3 separate regions of the Homo sapiens genome follow, and all the other regions are linked to region 1. A link is an interaction called in ENCODE POLR2A ChIA-PET data of the cell type or tissue named here. Cell type or tissue: HCT116. All regions are shown on one strand. Links, peaks and the distances in the headings refer to the core of each region. The heading gives the core; the rest is flanking DNA. Region 1 overlaps EML2 (EMAP like 2). Region 2 has its middle 4.8 kb from the start of MIR6088. Region 3 overlaps SAE1 (SUMO1 activating enzyme subunit 1).

Region 1 (5,499 bases), core at 245-5,244:
GTAATCCCAGCACTTGGGAGGCTGAGGCAGGTAGATTGTGTGAATCCAGGAGTTTGAGACCAGCCTGGGCAACATGGCAAAACCCCATCTTTACAAAAAATGAAAAAAAAAAAACAAAAATTAGCCGGGCGTGGTGGTGGGCGCCTGTAATGTCAGCTACTTGGGAGGCTGAGCCAGGAGAATCGCTTGAACCCAGGAGGCGGAGGTTGTAGTGAGCTGAGACCGTGCCACTGCACTCCAGCCTGGGCAACAGAGTGAAACTCCATCTCAAAAAAATAAATAAAAATTTAAAAAATAAAAAACAAAAATAAAGTCTTAAAATTCTAGATGCCCTTTGTCCCAGCATTCCCACATCTAGGAAATTATCTAAAGAAGTCGTCTTGGATGAATAAAGCTGTGGGAATTTAGAAGAGGAGTAAGGAGGGATCCCGGGACAGGAGTGACAGGAGGAATGGTTTCTGTTCAGGTTAACATGCTACAGAAATGTAAAGAGGAATGGCTGCCATGGTGTCTGGGGTGGGGGTGTCCCAAAGGGCAGCAGAGGGAGGGGAGAGCCCTCATGCAAAGATTAGACTTGGCCCTGAGGCAAGAGAATGTCCAGATGGACATGGGACCCCAGCTCTGAGCCCTGCCTCTTCTCTCTCCCTTCTCAGGACCCTGCCCGCTCAGCCGGCTTCCACCCCAGTGGCTCTGTCCTGGCTGTGGGTACAGTGACTGGCAGGTAAAGCTGAGGAGAGCATTTCGGGAGGCCTTCTCTGCTCCCTGGGGAACTGGCCCTTCTTCCCTCTTTCCTACTTTCCCAAATCCCACTATTTACCGAGCCCTGATCCCTCAATATTCCTCTGGCTCACTGCAGCCTCTGCCTCCCAGGTTCAAGCGATTTGCCTGCCTCAGCCTCCCGAGTAGCTGGGATTACAGGCGCCCACCACTATGCCTGGCTAATTTTTTTTTATTTTTAGTAGAGACGGGGTTTCACCATGTTGGCCAGGCTGGTCTCGAACTCCTGACCTCAAGTGATTCACCTGCCTCAGCCTCTCAAAGTGCTAGGATTACAGGCGTGAGCCACCGCCACTGTACCTGGCCTTGTTTTGTTTTGTTTTTTGGGGGGACAGAGTCTTGCTCTGTCGCCCAGACTGGAGTCCGGTGGCGCGATCTCAGCTCACTGCAACCTCTGCCTCCCGGGTTCAAGCAATTCTCGTGCCTCAGCCTCCTAAGTAGCTGGGATTACAGGCACGTGCCACCACGCCTGGCTAATTTTTGTATTTTTAGTAGAGACGGGGTTTTGCTATGTTGACCAGGCTGATTTCGAACTCTTGACCTCAAGTGATCCACCCGCCTCGGCCTCCCAGCGTGCTGGGATTATAGGCCTGAGCCACCGTGCCCAGCCCAGGTCACTTCTGGGGTCCCTCTGATCCCTCCCTTAGACCCCACAGATTGCGGCCTCTCTCTGTCAGATCAGCTCACCCCTCCTCCCCCCACCACGCCCTCTCCTTCAAGATGGCTGCTGCTGGACACGGAGACCCATGACCTGGTGGCTATCCACACAGACGGCAATGAACAGATCTCAGTGGTCAGCTTCTCCCCAGGTAAGCGGCAGGCCTGGGACACCCAAGCGGCAGGGCCAGGGGACAGAGGCTCAGAGCTCTTGGCAGGGGGAGGGGTGGAGCCTGCGAAGCGAGGCCTAGGAGGGATGCAGTGGGGATGGAGCTGGGGACTGTTGAGGGGGCTGAGTCTGGGCGAGGAGGGGATGGAGCCTGGGTGCCTCCTCATAGCCCCCCTCCCCCTCCCCCAGACGGGGCGTACCTGGCCGTGGGCTCCCACGACAACTTGGTGTACGTGTACACGGTGGACCAGGGCGGCCGCAAGGTCAGCCGCCTGGGCAAGTGCTCGGTGAGTGGGCAGTGGCCCCCAGCCCGCGCCGCCACCCCGCCCAGGGGGTGCAAAATTAACCAATTTTCTACCTCAAGGGAGCGCAGCTTCAACACTCAACTGATTCTGCCCTGATCAGAGCAAGGAGTCTTGGCCACGTCCACACATTCACCACCTCGTGTGTTCTAAGCCCGCCCCTTTGTGTAGCCCCGCCCCCACGTGCTAAGCCCATCTGTGTAGCCCCGCCCCTCACGTTCCGAGACCGCCCCTCACGTTCCGAGACCGCCCCTCTGTGTAGCCCCGCCCCTCAACATTCAAAGCCAGCTCCTCCGTGTCTAGCCCTGCCCACCTGTTCTAAACTCCCATTGTGTTCTAAGTGCTTTTTGTCTAGCCCTGCCCATCACAGTCTGGCCCCGCCCACAGTATTCTGGCCCTGCCCCCATACTCCAAAGGCCTGTGTATCCTTCCTTTAGTCCCCTTGTGTTCTCGCCCTACCTCTGTATTTGACTTCCACTTTCCTGATTTAATCCTGTCCCCCTCTCCTTGGTTCCGCCCTCTGCAGCTCTAACACCATCCCTTCCCTCCCCCGCAGGGCCATTCCAGTTTTATCACCCACCTGGATTGGGCCCAGGACAGCAGCTGCTTTGTCACCAACTCCGGGGACTATGAGATTCTGTACTGTGAGTTCTCCGGGACCCAGAGACATTACTTCCTCCGTCTCATTTGCAGACTTCCCTGAGTTCTGGGAGGGGAGGGAGGGGCTTCAAGCCTCGCTCCCTTGGTATTCAAGGCTGGTTCTGATTTGGAATTTAGGGACCGCTGGCTTCTCATTTTCTCCCTGGTATACCCCACTTTTAGTCAACTCCTCCCCTTTCCGGTCGGATGGGTAGGATGCAGGTTTCTTTTTTTACATTTTTAAATTTTTAATTATTATTATTATTATTATTATTATTATTATTATTTTGAGACGGAGTCTTGCTCTGTCCCCCAGGCTGGAGTGCAGTGGCGCGATCTCGGCTCACTGCAAGCTCCGCCTCCCAGGTTCAAGTGATTCTTCTGCCTCAGCCTCCTGAGTAGCTGGGATTACAGGAGCACACCACCATGCCCGGCTAATATTTGTATTTGTATTTTTTTTTTTTTGAGATGGGAGTTTCCCTCTTGTCTCCTAGGCTGGAGTGCAATGGCACGATGTCGGCTCACTGCAGCCTCCGCCTCCCAGGTTCAAGCGATTCTCTTGCCTCAGGCTCCTGAGTAGCTGGGATTCCAGGTGTCCACCACCACGCCCAGCTAATTTTTAAAATATTGTTAGTAGAGACAGGGTTTCGCCATGTTGACCAGGTTGGTCTTAAACTCCTGACCTCAGGTGATCCGCCTGCCTTGGCTTCCCAAAATGCTGGGATTACAGGCATGAGCCACCACACCTGGTCTAATTTTTGTATTTTTAGTAGAGATGGGGTTTCACCATCTTGGCCAGGCTGGTCTCGAACTCCTGACCTCAGGTGATCCAGCCAGATGCTGTGGCTCATGCTGCCTCCTGGGATTACAGACGTGAGCCACCATGCCCGGCCAGATGCGGGTTTAAAAGTAGATGCTCCTGCTTACGCTGCGGGCTGTGAAGACCCCAGCATGTGATGCCTTCTCAGCCAGTCCTGACAGGTAGAATGAGCCCTGGGACCTTAGCCTCCTCTGTCTTGGACCTCAGCTCCGATTGTCTAAGAAAGGGATGGGTTTACTGGGTAGTTCTTCCAACTCTGAATGTCTCCTCCCATTTTCTGCCCCAGGGGACCCGGCTACCTGTAAGCAGATCACCAGTGCGGATGCTGTGAGGAACATGGAATGGGCCACAGCTACTTGTGTCCTAGGGTTTGGGGTGTTTGGTGAGTTCTGGAATGAGAGAGGTCTCACTGAGGACAGTAGTTCTGAGAGACATCCCCGCTGGTGGTTTCCAGAGTCTTACTGCTTACCTCCAGTGTGGGAAGCTCACTGCTTTACTGCATGTGGGCTGTATTTGTGTAAGAGGAAAGGGTAGGGTGAGATGACTCATTAGAGCTGTAATAAAATGAAACCAAATGGGCGTGGTAACTGGCCAGGAGAGATCCACACTGCCGGTGCCCTAGCCACCCATTCATTCAGGCACGAATGAAGCAAACACATATTCCCTGAGCAGTTCTGTGCCTGCCGTGGGCTTGGCAGTGACCATGACTGACGGCCCTGCTCTCCTGTGGCTCTCAGTCCAGTGGGGGAGGCAGACTTGTCCCCAGACAGTGATGACCCAGAGTGAGCAGGTCTGAGACAGGGAAACCCAGGGTGGGGCATCTGGCCTACTCTTGGAGGGAATCAGGGAGGGCTTCCTGGAGGAAGAGACATCTGAGCTAGGACCTGGAGGATGAGGAGTTACTTTCCAGGGCAGTGAAGAAGGAAAGCAGTCTCTTGGCAAAGGGAATAGTACATACAAAAGCCCACGCGTGACACAGAACTTGGCATTTGGAGAAATGCAGGGAGGCAGGGTGGCCAAATCATTACAGAGTTTAACAGGAGCACTGATGAGGGATGAGGCTGGAGCAGTGCATGGGGCCTGCTGAGCCTTAGAACCACAGGCTTTCTTCTAAGATCACCAGGGAGCCATGGAAGGGTTTTAAGCAGAGCAGGGGCAGGCTCGGATTCACATTTTAAGGTAATTCTGACTCATATCCTCGGATAGATACAGGCTAGGTCGGAACAAATTAAGGTGGCTGGAGTGGCAATCTGCTCCTCTTGGCGGTCCCTGGCTCCAGCTGACATCTTACCACTTCCCTTCATCTTGCCCACAGGGATCTGGTCTGAGGGGGCGGACGGCACTGATATCAACGCTGTGGCCCGCTCTCATGATGGGAAGTTGCTGGCTTCAGCTGATGACTTTGGCAAAGTTCACCTGTTTAGCTACCCCTGCTGTCAGCCTCGAGTGAGTCCCTTGGGGAGATGGGGATGGACGGGGGTAGCAAGCAGGGGTGGGGACAAAATTCAGGCAGCTCTGGTCCAACCCCACCCCTTCTCTGAGCCTCGGTTTCCCCATCTGTACAAGGAGGACAGTAGTCTTGATCCCAAGGGCCTTTCTTAACCCCAAGGTGGATGAATTTCAGTGTGTCATGGTGAAGACCTGGTTCTCTGAAGTTCTGAGCAACTGCAATTCTGAGCTCTTTGGTTCTTTTATCCTTGTTAACTCAGTAAATATTTATTGAGCACCTACTATGTACCTAGGCACAGGATATACAACCAGATCTTATGAGTTTTTAAGGGAGGCCAAGGCCAGTTGCAGTGGCTCACACCTGTAATCGCAACACTTTGCAAAGCTGAGGCAGGAGGATTGCTTGAGGCCAGGAGTTCAAGACCAGCCTGGGCAACAAAGTGAGACCCCATCTCTACAAAATACACACAAAATTAGCTGGGCATGGTTGTGCATGCCTGTAGTTCCAGCTACAAGGAAGTCTGAGGTGGGAGGATTGCTTGAGCCCAGGAGGTTGAGGCTGCAGTGAGCCATGATTGCACCACTGTACTCTAGCCTGGGCGACAGAGCAAGACTTTGTCTCAAAACAAAGACAAAAACAAAAAAAAAAGCTGGACGTTAATTTTACCATTCTCTGGTTCTAACAG
Region 2 (5,499 bases), core at 336-5,335, 170 kb after region 1:
ACTGCGGGAGGCTGGGATTAGGAGGACAAGAGAGTGTATTGGGGTCAGTTGGAGGGAAGCGGGTGAGTCGGGGGCTAGGGAGGGCTGGGAGATATTGAGGAAAGCTTGGGGGAGCCCGGGGAGGGGATTGGGAGGGCCTGGGCAGGATAGTGGGGGTAGTTGAGGGGGTGGGAAGAGGGGCCCGGTATGGATGAGTGAAGGAAGGACCGGGGACACTGGAAGTTTAGGGGATTCGGGAATTACAAGCGATGAGTGTGAGGGCAGAGAGTTTCGGGGGGCGTTGGGAAGGTGTGAAAGGACGGGGTACGGGGTGTAGAGGAGAGAGGTTTGCCGGTTCGGAGAAAGAACCGAACTGCAGGGCCACAGGAGGGTAGAGTTGGGAGGAGATAGGATCCCCAGGGAGAAGGAGGCTAAACCGGGCCGGAAACAAGGGTGAATCAGAAGAGGGGGAGCCCCTGCCACTTCCAGGTTCCTGCGGGAGGGGCCCTCCTTGCCCATTGTCCCCGGCCCGGCCAGGACATCCGGCGACTTCCCTCGGGACGCGACGACGGGTTGTGTAACCCTGCCCGGCCCGCCTGCTCCCGGGGGCGGGGCCTGAGTCTGGACTCCCGGGTTCCTCTCCGCCCCCATCCCAAGGGAGACGCCTGGGTCGGGATCCTGGGGGAGCGGCTCGTGACGTCACAAGTGGGCGGAGTCCACCAACGGCGCGAACCCGTTTTCTTACTCACTGGCGATCTGGGATCTGGGACCCAAGGTGGGGAGGGGTGTTCTTAGCGATCCCCTTGGTTGAAGCAGCCCAATGACCGCGAGGGTAAACTGAGTCCCAGACGGTGCTGACCCTTTTCATTCGATTCATTCATTCAGTAAGATGTATGGAGCGCCGGCTGTGTCCCAGTTACTGCCTTAGGTGATGGGGACACAGCAGTGACTGATCCTTGCAGCCCCTGGGCGGACCCCATCCCAAACTGAGTGTGACTGACTACAGCCATACCTCCTTGGAGCCTGGCCTCCTTCACTAGACAAATCAATAAGATGGACCCTCACATCCAGGCAGCTGGGAGACCCCTCCCTAGTGCAGAGGGCACCACACATCCCTCAGCTCCTGAGTCCCTGGTCTGTGTGTGACTGCATCTCCCCTTCCTCCCCCGATGGCCTGTCACTTCCTCTTATCTTCATCCCCCCCGCGGGGCATGACTAGGGATGCTGGTCTTAAGGCAGTTGGCAAATCACTCAGACGTCATAACTAAGCCGGCTGTGCTATCACCGAGATGTGTCCCTGAGATGTCATTAAGCAGCCTGCTTCTTCTATACATACCTCTGGGGTGCTGTGGGTCTGAGGAGGGGCCACGCCCTGCTGCTGGTGGTTCCTCAGCCTGCCAAACAGAGTTATCTACTTCCATCCAAGCCCTCCATCAGAAGGTTCTGGAAGATGCCTTCCTGGCTACCCTTAGTCTTCTTCCAGGCAGCCTTCCTTGACTCCCCACCCCTGTCACCCTCCCTGGGATTTGTATCCTGGCCTGAACCTTGCCTCTTTGATCTCATCCACTTCCTTGCCTCAACTTTGAAAAGCCTTCAGAACCGGGCCCTCAAAAGGACACATCCTTGCACCTCTCCAAGCCTCAGTTTTCCCATCTCTAAAATGGGCATAGCAATGGGGTCTGGCCTACTCACTGAGTGCTGAATGATTCCAGCCACTTCATTTCTGTGATGGGCTTTGCATAGGCCAGGGACATCGTGAGAGCTCAGTGAATCCTACTGGCCAAGATACATAAAAAATAGTTAATATTGAGAAGTGGGGATCAGAGTGGGAGGGAAATTTACTTTTCCAAGGTATACCCTTTTGTAGTTACCAAAACTTTTTTTCTTTTTCTTTTTTTTTTTTTTGAGACAGGGTCTCTGTTGCCCACGCTGGAGTGTAGTGGTGCCATCTCGGTTCACTGCAACCTCCACCTCCTGGGCTCAACCGATCCTCCCACCCACCTCAGCCTCCTGAGTAGGTGGGACCACAGGTGCATGCCACCACACTTGGCTAATTAAAAAAAATTTTTTTCCCAGAGATGAGATCTCACTATAATGTCGAGGCTGGTCTTGAACTCCTGGGCTCAAGCAATCCTCCCACCTCGGCCTCCCAAAGTGCTGGGTGGGATTACAGGCATGAGCCACCGCACCTGGCCTCTAAACAGTTTTCAAAATTAAAAAAAATAAAATAAAAAAAAAGTGCTGTGCACAGTGGCTCACACCTGTAATCCCAGCACTTTGGGAGGCCGAGGCAGGCGGATCATGAGGTCAGGAGATCGAGACCATCCTGGCTAACACTGTGAAACCCCGTCTCTACTAAAAATACAAAAAATTAGTTGGGCGTGGTGGCATGCGCCTGGCCTGTAGTCCCAGCTACTTGGGAGGCTGAGGCAGGAGAACCACTTGAACCCAGGAGGCAGAGGTTGCAGTGAGCCGAGATCCCGCCACTGCACTCCAGCCTGGGTGACAGAGCAAGACTCCGTCTCAGAAAAAAAAAAAAAAAATTAGGCTGGACGCAGTGGCTTACGCCTGTAATCCCGGCACTTTGGGAGGCCGAGGTGGGCGGATCACTTGAGGTCAGGAGTTTGAGACCAGCCTGGACAACATAGTAAAACCCCGTCTCTACAAAAAAATACAAAAATTAGCCAGGCTTGGTAGCAGGCGCCTGTAATCCCAGCTACTCGAAAATTTTAGAAGTTACTTAAAAATTACCATCTCTGCACTGACTCTGAAACTTATCTAGGTATCTTCCACCCACATTTCACCTCAGGGATGACCCCCCCGCCATCCACCCTGCTACCTGGGTGGAGACCTGGGCCTCAACTGGGTATCTCTCCCACCCACTGCAGGGTCAGGGCCAGGCCCAAGACCTTAGTCACTCATTCTGACCTCTGTCACCCTCAGGGAAGTCAGTGTGCTCCCTTTAAACCCCCAGAACATGCAGTGTAGGTCCTTGAGGCCTGACACTGATGCTTGGAGTGGGCACTGAGAATCTCAGGATATGGAAATGGGGAGGCCCTTAGATGATCTCAGTGCAAAGGGAAGACCTAGGCCCAGGGAACAGAGTTCTGACTGTTCCCAAGGCCTGGAGCTGTTGTGTCCAATCACTGACTTGCAAGGGAGGAAAGAATCTTAGTGGAGGCGGGCTCTGTAGCTCATGCCTGTCATTTCAGTGCCTTCCTAGGAGGAGGCCAGAGGATAGCTTGAGGCCAGGAGCTCAAGACCAGCCTGGACAAGGCGGGCAAGGCATGGAGACTCTGTCTCTACAAAAAAATGAAAAATTAGCCAGGTGTGCTGGTGCACACCTGTAGTCCCAGCTACTAGGAAGGCTGAGGTGGGAGGATCTCTTGAACCCAGGAGTTCAAGGCTGCAGTCAACTAAGATCCCAGCACTGCATTCCAGCATGGGCAACACTGCACTCCAGCCTGGGCGACAGAGCAAGGCCTTGTCTGAAATAAAAAATATTAGTGGAGGTGGGTAAATAAAGAAACGGCTCAAGGCTGAGCCCTAACTCTGGTGACACAGTGATCAAATTTGGTGACAAAGACGGTCATCCTTCCCCAGCCTGAGCCCCGACCCTGGTCACAGAATGAGCCGTGATGCTGGCCATGCCTCGCCTCAGCTCTGAAGACTAGGCCAGACTGAAGTGTCCCATGCTCCAACCCCCAGATCTAAGCCTACCCCTGCCCACAGTAGAAACAAACCAAGAAATCAGATCCTCACCCCCAGCCCTCAGCCCTCAGCCCGCAGGTCTCCTGACTCCCTGTGATCCTCTCGCCCTGCTCTGCCCCCATAAAGGTTGGCCTTGAGGACAGAGATGGTAAGGGGCAGATTCAGGACGACAGGAGATTGGCGATGAGGGTGGAGAGGGGAAATAGGGACAGGAGTAGGACAGGCTGGGGGATGCGGATGAGTACCAGTGGGGGACATCGCTGGGGGTGTAGGGGAGGGGGGAGTTATGATGAGGAATGGAGGTGAAGCTGAGGATGGGGGACAGGGGATGAGGATACAATGTGGGGGACGTAGGAAGGCAGCCAGGCTAGCGGCGGGGCGGGGTCGCAGTCGGGGGCGAGTGTGACCGCCAGGGCAGAGTGGGGGTGCGCTGGGGACAGCGGCGCCTGCTCGGCCGGGCTGCGCCCAGCACCGCTCCCCCCGCGCGCTCCCCCTTCCGCTCCCCGGAAGCGCTGAGTCGTCCTGCCTTATCTGGGGGCCGCTATTTCGGGCTCGGCTCGGAGCGCGGCAACTATTTTTAGCGGAGCTGGGGTAAAAATGGACGCGGCGCCGCGCGGGTTCCCGAGGCCGTGCGCGCCCCCTCGCGACCACTGAGGGCCCCGGGGAGGAGCGCGCGCCTGAGTCACAGCCGTCCCCCTACCCCGAGGCACGGCGAGGGGGCCTCGATCGGGGGCGCCCTGGACACCCCGCGTGCACACCCGCCTCCCGGGCTCCCGGGCGCCGGCGAGCCGGCAGGGCGCAGAATCTTCCAGGGGCGTCGGGACGCGTCCGCCGGGGTTCAGAGCCGACGGCGGAGTTTTGGGCAGGGGCGCCGCGCCCCCTGGTGGCCCCCGCAGGGATCGCAGGCAGGAGCTGGGCCTGAGTCCGTCTCAGCTTATCTATTCATTTATTTTTATTATGATTATGATTATTTCTTTGAGATAGAATCTCGCTATATTGCCCCAGGATTGTCTAGAACTCCTGGGCTCAAGCGATCCTGCTACCTCGGCCTCCCAAAGTGCTGGGATTAAAGGCCTGAGCCACTGCACCCGGCCTATTATTATTAACTACTATTATTATTTTTTTAAATCTGACCTCGTCGTCCACACCCATTTTATAAATGAGGAAACTGAGGTCCGGAGAGGAACTGGGTTGAGGCATTGCAGCATGAACCGCAATGTACCATCATTTCAACTTGAGCTTGGACACTTCCTAAATGGGGAATTCACTGCCTCCCAGAAAACGAGGCGCTATTTGTTTTTTTGTTTGTTTGTTTTTGTTTTTTGAGACAGAGTCTCGCTCTGTCGCCCAGGCTGGAGTGCAGTGGTGCGATCTCAGCTCACTGCAACCTACACCTCCTGGGTGCAAGAAATTCTCCTGCCTTAGCCTCCCGAGTAGCTGGGATTACAGGCATGCGCCACAACGGCTGGCTAATTTTGTATTTTTAGTAGAGATGGGGTTGGGAGAGGAAGAACAGAGAGATGCGGTTAAAAAATACCAAACTACAGTCAGATAAGAGGAATAACTTCGGGCCGGGCGCGGTGGTTCACACCTGTAATCCCAGCACTTCGGGAGGCCGAGTGGGGCGGATCACTTGAGGTCGGGATTTCGAGACCAGCCTGACCAACACGGAGAAACCCCGTCTCTACTAAAAATACAAAATTAGCCGGGCGTGGTGGCGCATGCCTATAATCCCAGTTACTTGGGAGGCTGAGGCAGGAGAATTGCTGGACCCAGGGAGGCGGAGGTCACGCTGAGCCGAGATCCAGC
Region 3 (5,499 bases), core at 216-5,215, 1.6 Mb before region 1:
CATACACACATACATCTATTACTACATCTACGTATAAGAAACCATGAGTTCATCCAGATAACTTCAATTCCAATCCAATACCACATGGCTCCTTCTAGCCTTTCCCACTGTCCACATTCATAGGAACACCCTTTTCTGACAATAAGAAAACTTGATTCTCACTATTAACACTATACTTACCTATCTGCTCAATCTTAGAAGAACAGTAAGTAGTTTCAGAATTGCTAACCCCTATCACTGTGAAAAACAAACCTACTAGGCCAGGCAAAGTGGCTCACACCTGTAATCCCAACACTTTGGGCAGGAGGCTCACTTCAGCCCAGGAGACAGAGACTACCCTGGGCAACACAGTGAAACCCCGTCTCTACAAATAATACCAAAATCAGCTGGGTGTGGTATTGCATGCCTGTAATCCCTGCTACTTGCCTATAATCCCAGCTACTTGGGAGGCTGTGATGTGAGGATTGCTTGAGCTGGGAGGGAGAAGCTGCAGTAAGTTATGATCGTGACACTGCACTCCAGCCTGGGGTACAGAGCAAGACCTCATCTGAAAACAAAATCCCTACTAAGCAGAGTTCAATATTTATTTAGAGTTTTTCTTTTTTTTTTTTTCTTAAGATGCTCTGTCACCCAGGCTGGAGTGCAATGGAGCAACCTCGGCTCACTGCAACCTCTGCCTCCAGGGTTCAAGCAATTCTCCTGCCTCAGCCTCCCAAGTAGCTAGGATTATAGGAGTGTGCCACCATGTCTGGCTAATTTTTTTGTACTTTAGTAGAGACAGGGTTTCACCATGTTGCCCAGGCTGGTCTCAAACTTCTGAGCTCAGGCAATCCACCTGCTTCAGCCTCCCAAAGTGCTAGGATTACAGGCGTGAGCCATCGCGACCGGCTAGAGATTTTTCTTTCTTTTTTTTTTTTTTTTGGAGACAGAGCCTTGTTCTGTCGCCCATGCTGGAGTGCAGTGGTGAGATCTCGGCTCACTGCAAGCTCTGCCTCCCGGGTTCACACCATTCTCCTGCCTCAGCCTCCCAAGTAGCTGAGACTACAGACGCCCGCCACCACGCCCGGCTAATTTTTGTATTTTTAGTAGAGACGAGGTTTCACCGTGTCAGCCAGGATGGTCTCGATCTCCTGACCCTGTGAGCCACCCACCTCAGCCTCCCAAAGTGCTGGGATTACAGGCATAAGCCACCGCGCCAGGTGAGATTTTTCTTTACTTTGAGGGTATGCAGTCAAAATACTATATTGAACAGCTACTTGGGTTAGCTCCTTTTTCCTCCCTGCTTCAGTGCACAAATGTAATTTGAAATACAGTGCTTAACACATTTTAAAAGAAAAACGCAGGCTATGCACGATGGCTCATGCCTATAAACTCAGCACCTGGAAGGCCGAGGTGCATGGATCACTTGAGGTCAAGAGTTCGAGACCAGCCTGGCCAACATGGCGAAACCCTGTCTCCACTAAAAATACAAAAATTAGCCAGGCATGGTGGCGTGTGCCTGTGATCCCCACTACTTGGAGGCTGAGGCAGGAGAATTGCACGAATCCAAAAGGCGGAGGTTGCAATGAGCTGAGATTGCACCTGCAACTCCAGCCTGGGCAACAAAGCTAGACTCTGTCTCAAAAATAAAATAAACATAAACGAGTAAGCAAAGGCTTTGACCTGGGAAATGGGCTTCCCTTTCCTATGACAGTACTTTCCCCTAACTTGGCTGATTTGAGAAACCTGGGTGCTATAGAAAAATGCAGACATGCAAGTCACTCCTAGCTATCTGGATTCAGTAATGTGAGCTACAAGCAGGCACTCCGCATTTTTCAACGGTTTCCTCAGTGATTCTGACTGATAGATAGATAGATTTCTTTTTTTTTTTTGGAGATGGAGTCTTGCCCTGTCGTCAGGCTGGAGTGCAGTGGCGCGACCTCAGCTCACTGCAACCTCTGCCTTCCAGGTTTTCAAGCGATTCTCCTGCCTCCCCCTCCCGAGTAGCTGGGACTACAGGCGCACACCACCATGCCCAGCTAATTTTTGTATTTTTAGTAGAGATGGGGTTTCACTATGTTGGCCAGGATGGTCTCGATCTCTTGACCTCATGATCTGCCCACCTCAGTCTCTCAAAGTGCTGGGATTACAGGCGTGAGCCACCGCGCCTGGCCAGATTCTGATATTCTATCAATAGGGAAACCACTAGCCTGCTCTCTCCAAGCTCCAGTCCCCTCCGAGGCTCAGCCTCTATCCTGCTGGCCCTGTGCATGTGTTGCTCTGCAATATTCTTCCCTCTTTCCCACCTGGCAAATACCTGTTCCGAGAAATACAGCTCAGATCTCCCCTCCTCTGTCAAGACTTCACAACTCCCCAAAGATGGTCAGACCTTCAGTTTCCTAAGTTCCCATAATAAATTACTTTGATTATTATGGAATAATGCAAATGTATTTAAAAACAGAACAACGAGCCAGGCAGGGTGGTGCTTTCCTATAGTCCCTCTTTGGGAAACTGAGGTGAGAGGATTTCTTGAGGCCAGGAGTTCAAGGCCAGCCTGGGCAACATAGCAAGACCTCCCTGCCCCAATCTGTACAAACAGATTTTTTAAAATAGCTGGACATGGTGGCACACGCCTGTAGTCCCAGCTACTTTGCAGGTCGAGGTGAGAGGATAACTTGAGCCCAGGAGTTCAAGGCTATAGTGAGTTATGATTGTGCCACCACACTCCAGCCTGGAAAGCAGAGCAAGACCCTGTTTTGGGGGGGAAAAAAAACAAACAAAAACCAGGAACAACACATGATAGTTTCTATAGCCCTCTGTTATAGCTGTCCTCACAAGGAGTAGAATTATTTGTTTGTCTTTCACATTGGCAAGAACACTTATTCTATTCCTCTTCCTCTGATTAGTCCCAGCTATGAGATCTGGTACATAGCAGGTGCTCACAAAATGTTTGGTCTAAGAATATTTTCAGCTTCAATTCTGTGGCTCAAAGATGGTCTAAGTACTTTTCCATAACTCATCAGAACAGAGACTGAGCAAGTTAAGATTGCCAAGAATTCTCTGATAAGTATTCTCATCTTGAGATGAAGTCCATTTCTTCCTGCTCTAGGCTAAACCTGTATGTTATTGTTCATGCTGGTAAGTGAATGCTGTTTCCATACCAGACTCGGTATTTTTAGCACTCCTGTTATGATAAACTCACAGTAACCTCAAAAAGAACAAATCAAAGTCATTTTTTTGCCACAGGAAACCAGCTCACGCTTACTGTTTTGCAACATGCCATGGGAGAATAATAAAAAGAAGAGACCTTTTGCTCACAGATGGCGAGGCCAACTCTCAAGACAGTGGAAAAATGCAGCAGGAAGCGTACAGTCTGGCCACTAACTTATTAAGTAAACTGGAAAAACACCCAATATCTAAACATGGCAAGCACATGCATGCGGACAGCAGGTGGCTGAATTGTGAATGGGGCAATAAAAAACATCTACCTGTGAGTGAGAGCCCAGGGCAACATTGGAATCAAAAGCCTGATGGGTGCCACAGGGGTAGGCATGCAGGCAAAAGGACCCTGTGGGGACTCCAGTGGGCACACTACTCTCCCTCTACAATAGGGCAAATGACCAGACAAGCAAAAACCACTCATGCAAAAAATATTTATTTATTGAGCACCTACTATGTGCGCCATTAGGCAATAGTGAAACAAAATCAGGTTTCTTTGTGAGATATTCTTAGGTATGCATCCCAGCCAAGCACCTTGTCCCCACTAGGAATTCCTAAGGCATCGTCAGTCACATTAGTCATGTTCCTAGAAACAATTTTGGAAACAAATTCCAAGCACTGGGAAAAATGGAAAATAAGCATGCCTTTCAAGATGAGACTGGTCATAGATGACGGTACATCCAAAGGAATATAACATCATGCTGCCAAGAAAGCAAAAGAGGCCACTTTTGTATGTATGCTCTTCCCCTACCATTTACGCCATCAAGTGTACACAAGCAAGTTCCCAACCGGTGTTTCACAGTTTGATTACATAAACACAAATGATTATAATTGTTAACCATTGTTCAACAAGATACTAAAAAACTTAACAGTAGTTCTCCTAGAAATTTAGAAGACAAAAAAATGGGAAGGGTTTAACAAAGAAAACTTTTTCTGCCTTCAAAAACTTTGAAGACTTTTTACTATGATGCTTATCTAACAGAAATACAATTCAAATGTTTCTTGGGGAAAAAGAAGACAATTATCTGGGCCTGAATTCAGATAATCTTTGTGTCTAAAACTATCTGCACCAGAGTTTTTTCTACTATGGTGGTGATCCTGTTTCCCTAACTCACAGAACTCCAGATCTGAAATTTAATGAGATATATTAGTTTAGAGATATTTTATTTATTTTATTTTGAGACAGAGTCTCGTTCTGTTGCCCAGGCTGGAGTGCAGTGGCACGATCTCGGCTCACTGCAACCTTGCCTCCTAGGTTCAAGAGATTCTCTCACCTCAGCCTCCCAAGTAGCTGGGACTACAGGCATGTGCCACCATGCCTGGCTAATTTTTGTGTTTTTTAGTAGAGACGGGATTTCACCATCTTGGCCAGGCTGCCCTCGAACTCCTGACTTCAAATGATCTGCCCACCTCAGCCTCACAATGTGCTGGGATTACAGGCATAAGCCACCGCGCCCAGACTACAGATATATCTTAAATATGTTGAAAACTAAGTCCACAGGTAAAACAAACCTCATGGTCTAAATTCTGACTGTCTATAAAACCACGGATATGACTTTCGGCAATCACAACCATGCTCAACCTTGGTCTCCTTATAGGAAAATGGGATAACAACTATACTTCAAAGATTGTCACAAGACTGTGAGAAAATATATCAACTTAGGTGCCAGGAACATGGAAACAAGAGTAGTGCCTACAAAGTTTACCACTCAACTTGGATATCCCCCAAAGCCACCCTGCATCCTGAAATCAGAATGTTACTGAGGCTTGACTTTACAGTAGGCAAAAAAAAAAAAAAAAAAAAAAAATCAAGGCCACTTTTAAATTATTTCCACTTCTAATGTGCTAACTTTGATCTTAAAAATCCTTCCTGATGCTACACAATATGTGATTGTAAATGTTCTCACTGCCGGGCACGGTGCCTCACGCCTGTAATCTCAGCACTTTGGGAGACCGAGGCAGGAGGATCACCTGAGGTCAGGAGTTTGAGACCAGCCTGGCCAACATGGTGAAACCCCGTCTCTACTAAAAATACAAAAATGTGGCCAGGCGCGGTGGCTCACGCCTGTAATCCCAGCACTTTGGGAGGCTGAGGCAGGCGGATCACGAGGTCAGAACATCGAGACCATCCTGGCTAACATGGTGAAACCCCGTCTCTACTAAAAATACAAAAAAATTAGCCGGGCATGGTGGCGGGCACCTGTAGTCCCAGCTACTCGGGAGGCTGAGGCAGGAGAATGGCGTGAACCCGGGAGGCAGAGCTTGCAGTGAGCTGAGATCATGCCACTGCACTCCAGGCTG

Evidence for each region. Peaks named below come from ENCODE experiments on the same cell type or tissue, not always from the same donor. Only the 100,000 strongest peaks of a DNase experiment are listed, where the experiment ranks them.
Region 2: POLR2A ChIA-PET joins it to region 1 with 6 read pairs; 2 of 35 experiments call an interaction of 5 or more read pairs at or near these places.
Region 3: POLR2A ChIA-PET joins it to region 1 with 5 read pairs; 1 of 35 experiments calls an interaction of 5 or more read pairs at or near these places.

Annotation. Positions count from the first base shown.
Region 1 is chr19:45,612,852-45,618,350 of GRCh38, reverse strand. EML2 (EMAP like 2) reads left to right here. Exons shown (of 19, transcript NM_012155.4): 13 at 654-721; 14 at 1,498-1,586; 15 at 1,793-1,890; 16 at 2,462-2,549; 17 at 3,651-3,746; 18 at 4,680-4,810. Among named protein-coding and RNA genes, the nearest start is that of GPR4, 13 kb to the right of the region's middle. RefSeq lists enhancers at 566-1,403, 1,404-2,242 and a silencer at 2,056-2,305. In HCT116, for the core only: no CTCF peak of the experiment used is centred there; DNase peaks (open chromatin) are centred at 2,190, 2,592 and 3,970; H3K4me3 peaks cover 2,668 bases; H3K27ac peaks cover 3,406 bases.
Region 2 is chr19:45,438,701-45,444,199 of GRCh38, reverse strand. It overlaps a transcript of ERCC1 not described here. Among named protein-coding and RNA genes, the nearest start is that of MIR6088, 4.8 kb to the right of the region's middle. RefSeq lists silencers at 3,970-4,149, 4,160-4,659 and an enhancer at 3,808-4,307. In HCT116, for the core only: CTCF peaks have their summits at 4,331 (motif pointing left) and 4,532 (motif pointing left); a DNase peak (open chromatin) is centred at 619; H3K4me3 peaks cover 2,299 bases; H3K27ac peaks cover 3,364 bases.
Region 3 is chr19:47,174,615-47,180,113 of GRCh38, reverse strand. All of the region lies in intron 6 of SAE1 (SUMO1 activating enzyme subunit 1), which reads right to left. Among named protein-coding and RNA genes, the nearest start is that of SAE1, 47 kb to the right of the region's middle. In HCT116, for the core only: no CTCF peak of the experiment used is centred there; no DNase peak of the experiment used is centred there; H3K27ac peaks cover 1,868 bases.